2 separate regions of the Homo sapiens genome follow, and region 1 is linked to region 2. Evidence: read pairs that join two places in POLR2A ChIA-PET (ENCODE). Cell type or tissue: K562. All regions are shown on one strand. Each heading gives the region's core, and the rest is flanking DNA. Links, peaks and the distances in the headings are about the cores only.

Region 1 (5,369 bases), core at 153-5,152, 69 kb before region 2:
CCAGGAGTGGCCTAACCAGCTTGGAGGTGGGGGTGGGGAAGCCTCTTAAGGCTGACTCTGGCTTTGGCCCCCAACAGAGTAAATCAAGGAATGACTCCAGGACTGATGGTAAGGACACCAGTCACGTCCTCCCTTGACTGAAGGCAGTAAGGGCAGTAGGTGAAATCAGAGGCTTTGGGGTCCTGCCAGGGGAACCTGAACATGCTACTTCTGGGCCTCAGTTTCACTGTCTCTGAAATGAGACCACAGTAGGATCAAGTGACAGTAGGATGAATCAGTAAAGGTGTTGAGTCATTGTTGACCACTTCGCACGTCCCTGCGGGATGTGGATGAGTACCCTACCTTCTGTCACTTATCAACCCCTATGAGTGGGGGGTGAATAGCCCCATTTTACAGGTGGGAAAATGGAGGCTCAGAGAAGCCAGACAACTTGCTCAGAGTTGCACAGTGGGAAGCAGCAGAGCTCCGTCAGGTCCCGGCCTTTGGACCCTGGCTGTGTGTTTGACGGAGGCCTGGCTTTCCTGGGATCATGGGATTCTTTCAGGGTTTGGGGTATGCGGGGAGGGATTCCCATCACTGCCAGCCGTTGTCCCACGGCTCACTCGGCCTTTCTGGCGTTCTCTCCCCAGGCGAGAAGCCCTTCTCCTGTCCCCACTGCAGCCGTGCCTTCGCTGACCGCTCCAACCTGCGGGCCCACCTCCAGACCCACTCAGATGTCAAGAAGTACCAGTGCCAGGCGTGTGCTCGGACCTTCTCCCGAATGTCCCTGCTCCACAAGCACCAAGAGTCCGGCTGCTCAGGATGTCCCCGCTGACCCTCGAGGCTCCCTCTTCCTCTCCATACCTGCCCCTGCCTGACAGCCTTCCCCAGCTCCAGCAGGAAGGACCCCACATCCTTCTCACTGCCATGGAATTCCCTCCTGAGTGCCCCACTTCTGGCCACATCAGCCCCACAGGACTTTGATGAAGACCATTTTCTGGTTCTGTGTCCTCTGCCTGGGCTCTGGAAGAGGCCTTCCCATGGCCATTTCTGTGGAGGGAGGGCAGCTGGCCCCCAGCCCTGGGGGATTCCTGAGCTGGCCTGTCTGCGTGGGTTTTTGTATCCAGAGCTGTTTGGATACAGCTGCTTTGAGCTACAGGACAAAGGCTGACAGACTCACTGGGAAGCTCCCACCCCACTCAGGGGACCCCACTCCCCTCACACACACCCCCCCACAAGGAACCCTCAGGCCACCCTCCACGAGGTGTGACTAACTATGCAATAATCCACCCCCAGGTGCAGCCCCAGGGCCTGCGGAGGCGGTGGCAGACTAGAGTCTGAGATGCCCCGAGCCCAGGCAGCTATTTCAGCCTCCTGTTTGGTGGGGTGGCACCTGTTTCCCGGGCAATTTAACAATGTCTGAAAAGGGACTGTGAGTAATGGCTGTCACTTGTCGGGGGCCCAAGTGGGGTGCTCTGGTCTGACCGATGTGTCTCCCAGAACTATTCTGGGGGCCCGACAGGTGGGCCTGGGAGGAAGATGTTTACATTTTTAAAGGTACACTGGTATTTATATTTCAAACATTTTGTATCAAGGAAACGTTTTGTATAGTTATATGTACAGTTTATTGATATTCAATAAAGCAGTTAATTTATATATTAAAAAGTCTTTGGTGTCATAGAGGAGTGGGTATTTTGAAAGGTCTTTGGTAAGGGAGGAGGGGACAGGAATTCCTGAAGCTTAGATATTTCTGACACAGCCTTAAATCTTGTCCTTGGAAACATCATAGGGCTTTGGAGTCCTGGGTGTCACTGTCAGGGACCTTATGAGACTGGGTTTTCCCGTTGGCCTGGGTGTCCTGTCTGCTGCTGTTTGGGTGAGCCAGCGGCATCCATACGAGCTCTTCACTATACACTGTGGCTTTTTACTTTCTCGTTCTTGAATTTTGAAGTTGATCTGGCCCACGGAGTGCAAAGCTGGCTTCCTGGGTCTTATCAACTAGACAGGCTGCAAAGCTCTGCCCCAGCACTGCAGGTCTTTTGGGGTGGGATTGTCCGCTTCCCCCAGATGCGAGTGGAATGCGACCAAGGAGACAGAGGATGTCCTTCCTGTTTCCAAGGGCTCCAGGCCCCCTTGGGCCTCCTTGTCAGTCCCACACCTCCGTCTTGCTGCTGGGTACCAAATGGCCTTTGATGCGAGGAAATTGGCTGGCTGGAGCCAGTAGGGTGAGAAGCCAGGCCAAAGGGTAGGGGTCACTCAGCTTCCTGCTCCGAGGACGGCGGGACGGTCAGCATGCGTCTTGGGCTAGGGTAATTCATTCCCCGCCAGCCGATGGTGGTGACCTCACCACTGGGGGCCTCTTGGGGCCAGGAGAAAATGAGTGTCCTTTTTGAACACAAAAGGTGCTGGAGGTGCCAGTTTCCTGTGAGGAGCTGAGGCGTCCCAGAGCTTCGGAGCCCCAGAGTCAGGCTGGGGGTGGGGGGAGCTTCATGTTCCAAAGGAGAGATGATTCTTTCTTCTAAACAGGAAATGGTGACCCGCAGGCCGGGAGCAGCCCTTAATGACTTGCAGCTTTCCTCCCAAAAGGAAAAAAAAAAACGTTCTCTAACAATCGCCAAATTGTGGCCTGCCTCCCTGAAGGGAAGTTAGGGAGTTGGGGGGATGGGGGTTGGGCATCCATGAGCTGAAGGCCTACTGTGTCCTGGGTCCCTGCGGGTCCCTCTAGGTCGTCTCCATCCACCCACAGTAGGTGCTGAATGAATGATTTCATGACTTCACATAATCCCTGGGGGTCGGGCCTCCGGAAAATGAGGCACAGAGGTGGGCTTGCCTGAGGTCACCAAGCCCGGCCCCTCAGGTCATCCTGGGAGTTCGGTAGGCTGGGCTCATGCCGCTGACTCTCAGGGCACCTGGAGCAAGGCTCTCTCCCTCTGGGGGCCCCAGTTTCTGTGTCTATAAAACAGGGTGACAGTAGTGCCTTCCTCTCGGAGACTGTACAGAGGCATTCATTCATTCAGGGGTTTCGAGGGTACCATATGTGCCAGGCCCTGGGGTTACACCCGTGAACAAGACAGGCCATCCCTGCGTTCATGGGACGTATGTTCTGGTCGGGGAGAGAGAAAGCAAACAAGTGATTAAATAAACAAGCCGCTTTTCTACAGTGATGGTGCCAGGACAGAATGAAAGGGTGCCAGGCACTAGAGAACAACGGGGTGGGGCTCCCCAGGCCAAGGCAGTGAGAGCCCTGGAAGAGCTGAATTCCAGCCCGGACCTGAAGGAGGAGAAAGATGCCGGCAGGGAAGGATCTGGGGGAGGGAATAGCAAGCCTGCTGGAATGTGCTGCCCCCATGAGAAAGACCAGGATGGCGGAGGGACTGGGAAGACAGGGTGGGAGAGGAGAGTGGGCCCAGCTCTGCAGAGCTTGTGGTGCTAAGCAGGTGGGAATTTTGTCTAAGCCCCTAGGGCAGCCACTGGGGCTGTAAAGCAGGAGAGTGCTGAGGCCTGCTGTTACCTTTCCTACAAAGATCTCCCTGGCTGCTTGGGAGAATGGATCTCAGGGGTCCAGGAGGAGAAAGACAAAGGCAGGGAGACCATGAGAAAGCCAGAGGGGGCCAGGCACCCTGGCTCATGCCTGTAATCCCAGCAATTTGGGAGGCTTAGACAGGCAGATCACCTGAGGCTAGGAGTTCGACACCAGCCTGGCTAACATGGCAAAACCCCGTCTCTACTAAAATAAAAAATTACCCGGGCATGGTGGGGCATATGCCTGTAGTCCCAGCTACTTGGGAAGCTGAGGCAGGAGAATCGCTTGAGGTCGGGAGCTGAGATCTCGCCACTGCACTCCAGCCTGGGTCACAGAACGAGACCTTGTCTCAAACAAACAAACAAACAAAAAAGGGCCAGAGGGGAGGGAGGGAAGGAAAGGAGGGAGGATGGTGGCCTGGCTCAGGGTGTTGGTGGCCTTGGAGATGAAGCCTGTATTTAAGAAACTTGTGGCAGTTGTGGCCACCCAGCCCATGGCCCAGCACACCTGAGCCCTAGTGGGTGACAGTTATTTAGTATTATTATCTGGGGAACTGGGCATGGTGGTTCACATCTGTGTAGTCCTAGCTATTTAGAGGCTGAAGTGTGAGGGTTGCTGGAGCCCAGGAGTCCAAGGCCAGCCTGGACAACACATCGAGACATTGTCTCTACAAAAAAATTTAAAAATTGGCCGGGCGAGGTGGCTCACGCCTGTAATCCCAGCACTTTGGGAGGCCAAGGTGGGGCAGATCACTTGAGGCCAGGAGTTCGAGACCAGCCTGGCCAACATGGTGAAACCCCGTCTCTACTAAAAATACAAAAATTAGCTGGGTGTGGTGTCATATGCCTGTAATCCCAGCTACTTGAGAGGCTGAGCACGAGAATCCCTTGAACTTGGGAGGCAGAGGTTGCAGTAAGCCGAGGTCGTGCCACTGCACTCCAGCCTGGGCTACAGAGTGACACTCTGTCTCAAAAAAAAAAAAAAAAAAAAAAAAAAAAAAGTCCGGGCTTGGTGGAGCACACCACCAAGGGGATGTTGGATCTAGTGGGGGTAGATACTATGAAGCTGAGAAAAGAATGGGGAAAGCCTCTATATTCTGATCCTGAGCAAACCCCAAAGCACTAAGTGAAAAAGAAATCACCGGCAGATGTGCTCCCTTCTGTGGGCAGAAGAGGGATGAAAATCATCAACACGTGATTCATTCTTGTTTGTATTTGCATACGGAGACTCTGGAGGTTAGGACAATATACTAACAAAAGTGGTTCCCTGGTGGGTTGCAGGAGGTGGGATTGGGGTGGACAAGGACTGGAGGGAGGGAAGAAGGGAGCCATTTTTTAAAGATTTTTAAGACGTTTTACTTTGAAATAATTGCAGCCTGACAGAAATTGCAAGAAACAGTAAACTGGAATCGTACATTCAGATTCTTCAATACGTTAACGTTTTATCATGGATACATCTTCCCTCTCTTCCTAGACATACACACACATTATTTAGTTCTGAACCATTTGAATTTTTTTTTTTTTTCAGATGGAGTCTCGCTGTGTCACCCAGGCTGGGATGCAATGGCGTGATCTCGGCTCACTGCGACATCTGCCTCCTGGGTTGAAGCGATTCTTGTGCCTCAGCCTCCCCAGTGGCTGGAATTACAGGCATGTGCCACCATGCTCGGCTAATTTTTGTATTTTTAGTAGAGACGGGGTTTCACCATATTGGCCAGGCTGGTCTCGAACTTATGGCCTCAAGTGATCTGCCCGCCTCAGCCTCCCAAAGTGCCGGGATTACAGGTGTGAGCCACGGCGCCCGGCCTGAACCATATGAGAGTAAGTTATAGACACAGTGCCCCTTTACTGCTAAATATTTAAGCTAT
Region 2 (5,369 bases), core at 112-5,111:
AGGTTGCTGCCTGAGGTTCACTACTACAGACCACACTGACTACGGGCACCCGGTGTCCGAGTCTTCGAGGACTCAGGCAGGTGCTGTCTAGACTCTGATGGTCAATTCTTAGAGGTAGAGCTGTGCAGGGTAGACACTTTTCCTCTTCTGAGAGCCATTGCTAATTTGCTTTCCCCAAAGTGTGTGTCCCTGTGTTGTCCCACCAGCACTGCGGCTGAAAGGGAAACTGAGGCACAGGGACAGTTGGCTGTTCAGAAGGGTGAGAGAAAACAGCTTCATAAGGAATCTCTACTAAAACAACATGCTTTCTCGGTTTCGTTTCTTTCTGATTGCAAAAGTGAAACATGTCCATTGAACAAACTTTAGAAAATACAGAGAATTGCAAAGTTAGAAAAGAAGGCCTCCTCCCTCCTCCCCACATACCTACCTCTAGTGGCTGGACAAAGACGAGGGTTTGGGCCGCAGGGCAAGCTGCCTGGTGTCCTTGCTATCCCCATGCCTGACTTGCTGTGTGGCCCCAGGCAAGTCTCAGCCTCTCTGGACCCCTGTGTCCTCATCTGTAACTGGGAATCCAAGGGTGCCAGACTCGAAAGGCTGTTGTAAGGATCAGGTGAGATCACGTGGGTACAGGAGTGGCCCAGCACAAAAGGTTTCATAAGAGGAGGCTATGATAGGTCTTCCTCCTGCCCCTCCGCTTGTGCGGCTGAATCCAGGATTTTTCCCTTGACTTGCCCCGCACAGTGAGGCCTGGCATTTTCTTCCCGCTCCCCATGCTGGCACGTGACACAGCCCCGGGCACATGGGAGGAACGTGATAAATGCTAATGGATGGCCCGGGAACGCCCTGTCCTCCACCAAGGTCCTGAAGTCTGAGCAGTGGTTGGTGACGGAAGACCTGGATGCGAAAAGCCGACCACCAGAGTCAAGACCCAGAGAAAACAGCAGGTGCCTGAGGCAAGGAAGCCGGGATTCCCAGACTCTGGCAGCCTGGCCCCAGCTGTCCCAGAGGGCACCCCGCCAGCCCCTGGGTCCACTCCACCCAGGGTCCAGCCCTGACTGCGCCAATGGCAGCAAAGATGGCAGGGACCCCAAGGGCAACTTCCCAACCACCAGCAGCATTTAGGGAGCACCAACTGTGTACCCCACTCTGGACTGGGCAGCATAGAGATTGTACCGCAGTGAATTCCTGGGGACCAGGGGTGGTGACTTCATTGTCTTCCTGTCCCTAGAGCCCAGCACTGGCTACTCATGGATTCAAACATTTATGGTGCACCTACTGTGTACCAGTGACTATGCTGAGTGCATCTGCCTGCCAAGAGAGGGAATTTCTGGACCATATATTTAGGGAGGGGAGGAAGACAGTGCACTTTCTTTTTTTTTTTTTAATCTTTTGTTGTTGTTGTTGTTGAGATGGAGTCTCACTTTGTCGCCCAGGCTGGAGTGCAGTGGCACAATCTCGGCTCACTGCAACCTCTGCCTCCTGGGTTCAAGTGATTCTCCTGCCTCAGCCTCCAAAGTAGCTGGGATTACAGGCGCCTGCCAACATGCTTGGCTAATTTTTATGTTTTTAGTAGAGACAGGGTTTCTCCATGTTGACCAGGCCAGTCTCGAACTCCTGACCTCAGGTGATCCACCCGCCTCGGCCCCCCAAAGTGCTGGGATTACAGATGTGAGCCGCCACGCCCGGCCGAGAGTGCACTTTTCTATCAAAGTTTTTTTTTTTTTTTTTTTTAACTGAAAGCAGTCTTTTCGTAAGTAAATAAACATAAAGAATTCCCAAGTTAAGCCGGGAGCGGTGGCTCATCCCTGTAATTCTAGCGCTTTGGGAGGCCAAGATGGGAGGATTGCTTGAGCCTGGGAGTTTGAGACCAGCCTGGGCAACATAGAGAGACACCATCTCTACAAAAAAAATCAAAACATTAGCTGGGTATGGTGGCGCCTGTCTGAAGTCCCAGTTACTCGGGAGGCTCAAGTGGGAGAGTTGCTTGAGCCTGGGAGGTCGAGGCTGTAGTGAGCTGTGATTGCACCATTCCAGCTTAAGCCACAGAGCGAGACCCTGTCTTTAAAAAAATAAAAAATTCCCAAGTTAGAAAAAAAGACAACCCTACCACCTACCAGTGATAGGAGGAAGTTCGGGGGCCTTGGGAGCGCCAGAGGAAGCACCTGACATAGACTGTAGGGCCAGGAGAGGCTTCCAGGAGGAAGTGAGTTCCAGGCAACGACCCCAGGAAGCATGAGAGGGAAGTTGGGTGGAGGGAAATAGGCCTTTGGGAGGCCGCTGCCCAGGCCTGGCAAGGCAGGCTGGGTGACTGGGTGCTGATGGTCTCACCCATCCCAGCCCAGCCGAAGGTGAGGGCTCTGTCCGATGCTTCTTGGCAGAGCTTATTGCAGTTGTAACGAAAGCATCACTTCTGTAATTATGTTTCTGTCTTCCTCCCTCCCACCCCACCTCTGAACTGGAGCTCTATGAGGGCAGAGCCCGTCCTGTCTGCCTCATCCACCATACTGTCCCCTGGGCCTGGAGCACACAGTAGGTGCTTATGGTGGATGACCTTCTGTTCCCCTGAAGTTCATGTCTACCAGGAACCTCAGAATGTGACCATATTTGGAAGTAGGGGCATTGGCTGATTAATTAGATAGGGATCTCCAGATAAGATCACACTGGAGTTGCGGTGGGCCCGAAGTCCAATGCCTGGTGGCCTTGTAAGAAGAGGAGTGGGAAGGCCAGGCATGGTGGCTCACACCTGTAGTCCCAGCACTTTGGGAGGCTGAGGCTGGTGGATCACTTGAGGCCAGGAGTTCGAGACTAGCCTGGCCAACATGGTGAAAGCCCATCTCTACTGAAAATACAAAAATTACCTGGGCGTGGTGTTGCACACCTGTAATTCCAGGTACTCGGGAGGCTGAGGCAAGCGAATCACTTGAACCTGGGAGGCGGAGGCTGCAGTGAGTCATGATCACGCCACTGCACTCCAGCCTGGGTGACAGAGCAAGACTCTGTCTCAAAAAAAAAAAAAAAAAAAAAAGAAGAAGAAGAAGAAGAGGAGGAGGATACACAGAGAGGCACAGAGGAGAAGGCCGTGTGAAGACAGAGGCAGGAACTGGAGAGATGCGGCCACAAGCCCAGGGGTGCCGAGGAACCCTGGGGAACACCAGGAGCTGGAATAAGGTGAAGGCGGGTAATTGCCCGGAGCCTTCAGAGGGGCGCACCCTGCTGATGCCCTGACTTCAGACTTCTGGCCTCCAGAACTGTGGGAGGACATATTTCTCTGTCTCTCTCTCTCCTTTTTTTTTTTTTTTTTTTGAGACAGAGTCGCCCAGGCTGGAGGCGCCTCCTCCCGGGTTCACGCCATTCACGCCATTCTCCTGCCTCAGCCTCCTGAGTAGCTGGGACTACAGGCGCCCGCCACCACGCCCAGCTAATTTTTTTCGTATTTTTAGTAGAGACGGGGTTTCACCATGTTAGCCAGGATGGTCTCGATCTCCTGACCTCGTGATCCGCCCGCCTTGGCTTCCCAAAGTGCTGGGATTACAGGCGTGAGCCACCGCGCCCGGCCTTTTTTTTTTTTTTTTTTTTTTTGAGACATGGTCTTGCTTTGTCGCCCAGGCTGGAGTGCATTGGTGCAATCTCAGCTCACTGCAGCCTCGACCTCTCCAGGCTCAAGTGATCCTCCCACCTCAGCCTTCCTAGTAGCTGGGGCTCCAGACACGAACCACCACGCCCAGCTGATTTTTGTATTTTTTGTAGAGATGGGGGTCTCGCCATGTTGCCCAGGCTAATACTTCTCTTTTTCTAAGCCACCACGTTTATGGCAGCCCTGGAAGACTCGTTCGGATTTTGCTGTGTGAATAAATGTGTGAATGAATGAATGAATGAGAGAAGGAATGAATGGAGAGCTCCTTTGAGTTGTGCAGGGCCCGCGGGGTGTGGCCAGATGTCTGCCTAAGGGCCATAGGGAGCTATGGCAGGGTCCCAGCCGGGAGCTGGTTGGGTCTTCCTAGTAGCTGGGACTCCAGACATGCACCACCACGCCCAGCTGATTTTTGTATTTTTTGTAGAGATGGGGTCTCGCCATGTTGCCCGGGCTGATACTTCTCTTTTTCTAAGCCACCACGTTTGTGGCGGCCCTGGAAGACTCGTTTCGGGGCATTTCAGGGCTGTTGTTCAGGCTGTGTTGGGGGCTGGATGCTGTCCAGCCAGTGAGGTGGGGGCTGTGAAGAGCTGTTGAGGGCCCGGCCTCAAGGAGGTAACCAGGAAATCAGGTTCTGTGGAACCCCTAATCCCAGAAGCCCATGTCCACACCCAACGTGGACACCCACAGCCGAGATTTCGGGGGTCTCTCCCCTTCTGGTGCCTTGCAGATAAGTTAGAGCCAATGTTTATCCCCGAGTTCTGAATGCACCTCAGAAGGTCCACCCAAGTGAGTCTCATCACCTTCGGCTACAGCCCAGAGCTCAGGCAGTTGGGAGGGAAGTTCTCCACCTGTCTGCCCTTCGTCCCTCTTGCTGTGACTCTGGAAGTCGGGAGGCAGCAGGATGCAGGGGAAAGAGCCTAGATCCTGACTCTGCCCAGTGACTGGAGTGACTGTTCCTCACTAAGCCCCATTTTCCCCATCTGTAATTGGGGAAAAGTCATCTGGCTTTGTAGAAGCTGTTGTGGAGAGTGGAGGCCAACATGGGCTGGCAGAACACCCAGCACATAGTAGGTGCTTCCTAGGAGAAGTGGGCCCTGGGTCCCCTCTCCAGGCACAGCCCTGAGTCTTAAAGGGAGACTCTGGCTTTCCCAACCTCAGATCTTTTGAAAGCCCTGACACCTTCCCTGTGGCCTGTCCAGTGGCCCCACAAGGCCACCCTATCCCCCAAGGAGCTTGACAACCTCGGAGGGAGTAAGACTTGAATTTCATGCTCATAAAATGACTGGAATCAAAGCAGGGCTTATGACATGGAGCTGTTTTGAAGTTGGCCCAGGGCAGGAGGGGCGTGAAATTCCTGGCTGTTTTGGCCCCTCTTCAGAGAAACTGGGGCCCCTGGCAGGATGTCTGGGGCCCAGGCAGGAGGTTAATGGCTGGCTACCTGAGGTACCTGCCATTTTAGCAATGATCCAAATGCCAACATAGACTTTTGGGGAAAAAATTCTAAGTTTTAGAGAAGACAAATGGGAAAACTCAATTGAAAACCCCCCCCTTATCTGGGGCTGGAGACGGTGAGGACCCAATGGTTGCAGTGTGGGAACTTGGGCCCTGTAGCTAGGCTTCCCATCCCTGCCTTGCCACTTACTTGCTGTGTGACGTTGGGCATATTGCCTAGCCTCTCTGTGCCTCAGTTTCCTTCTCTGTTGAGTGGGCCTAATACCAGTCCTTTCGTCAAAGG

Evidence for each region. Peaks named below come from ENCODE experiments on the same cell type or tissue, not always from the same donor. Only the 100,000 strongest peaks of a DNase experiment are listed, where the experiment ranks them.
Region 1: POLR2A ChIA-PET joins it to region 2 with 5 read pairs; 22 of 35 experiments call an interaction of 5 or more read pairs at or near these places.

The regions. Positions count from the first base shown.
Region 1 is chr20:49,987,243-49,992,611 of GRCh38, forward strand. It overlaps SNAI1 (snail family transcriptional repressor 1), which reads left to right. Exons shown (of 3, transcript NM_005985.4): 3 at 630-1,644. The coding sequence ends at 814. Among named protein-coding and RNA genes, the nearest start is that of SNAI1, 6.9 kb to the left of the region's middle. RefSeq lists an enhancer at 2,420-3,172. In K562, for the core only: no CTCF peak of the experiment used is centred there; DNase peaks (open chromatin) are centred at 331 and 2,419.
Region 2 is chr20:50,056,641-50,062,009 of GRCh38, forward strand. It overlaps LOC105372655 (a long non-coding RNA gene), which reads right to left and starts at 924. Exons shown (of 4, transcript XR_936832.2): 1 at 428-924. RefSeq lists an enhancer at 249-338. In K562, for the core only: no CTCF peak of the experiment used is centred there; no DNase peak of the experiment used is centred there.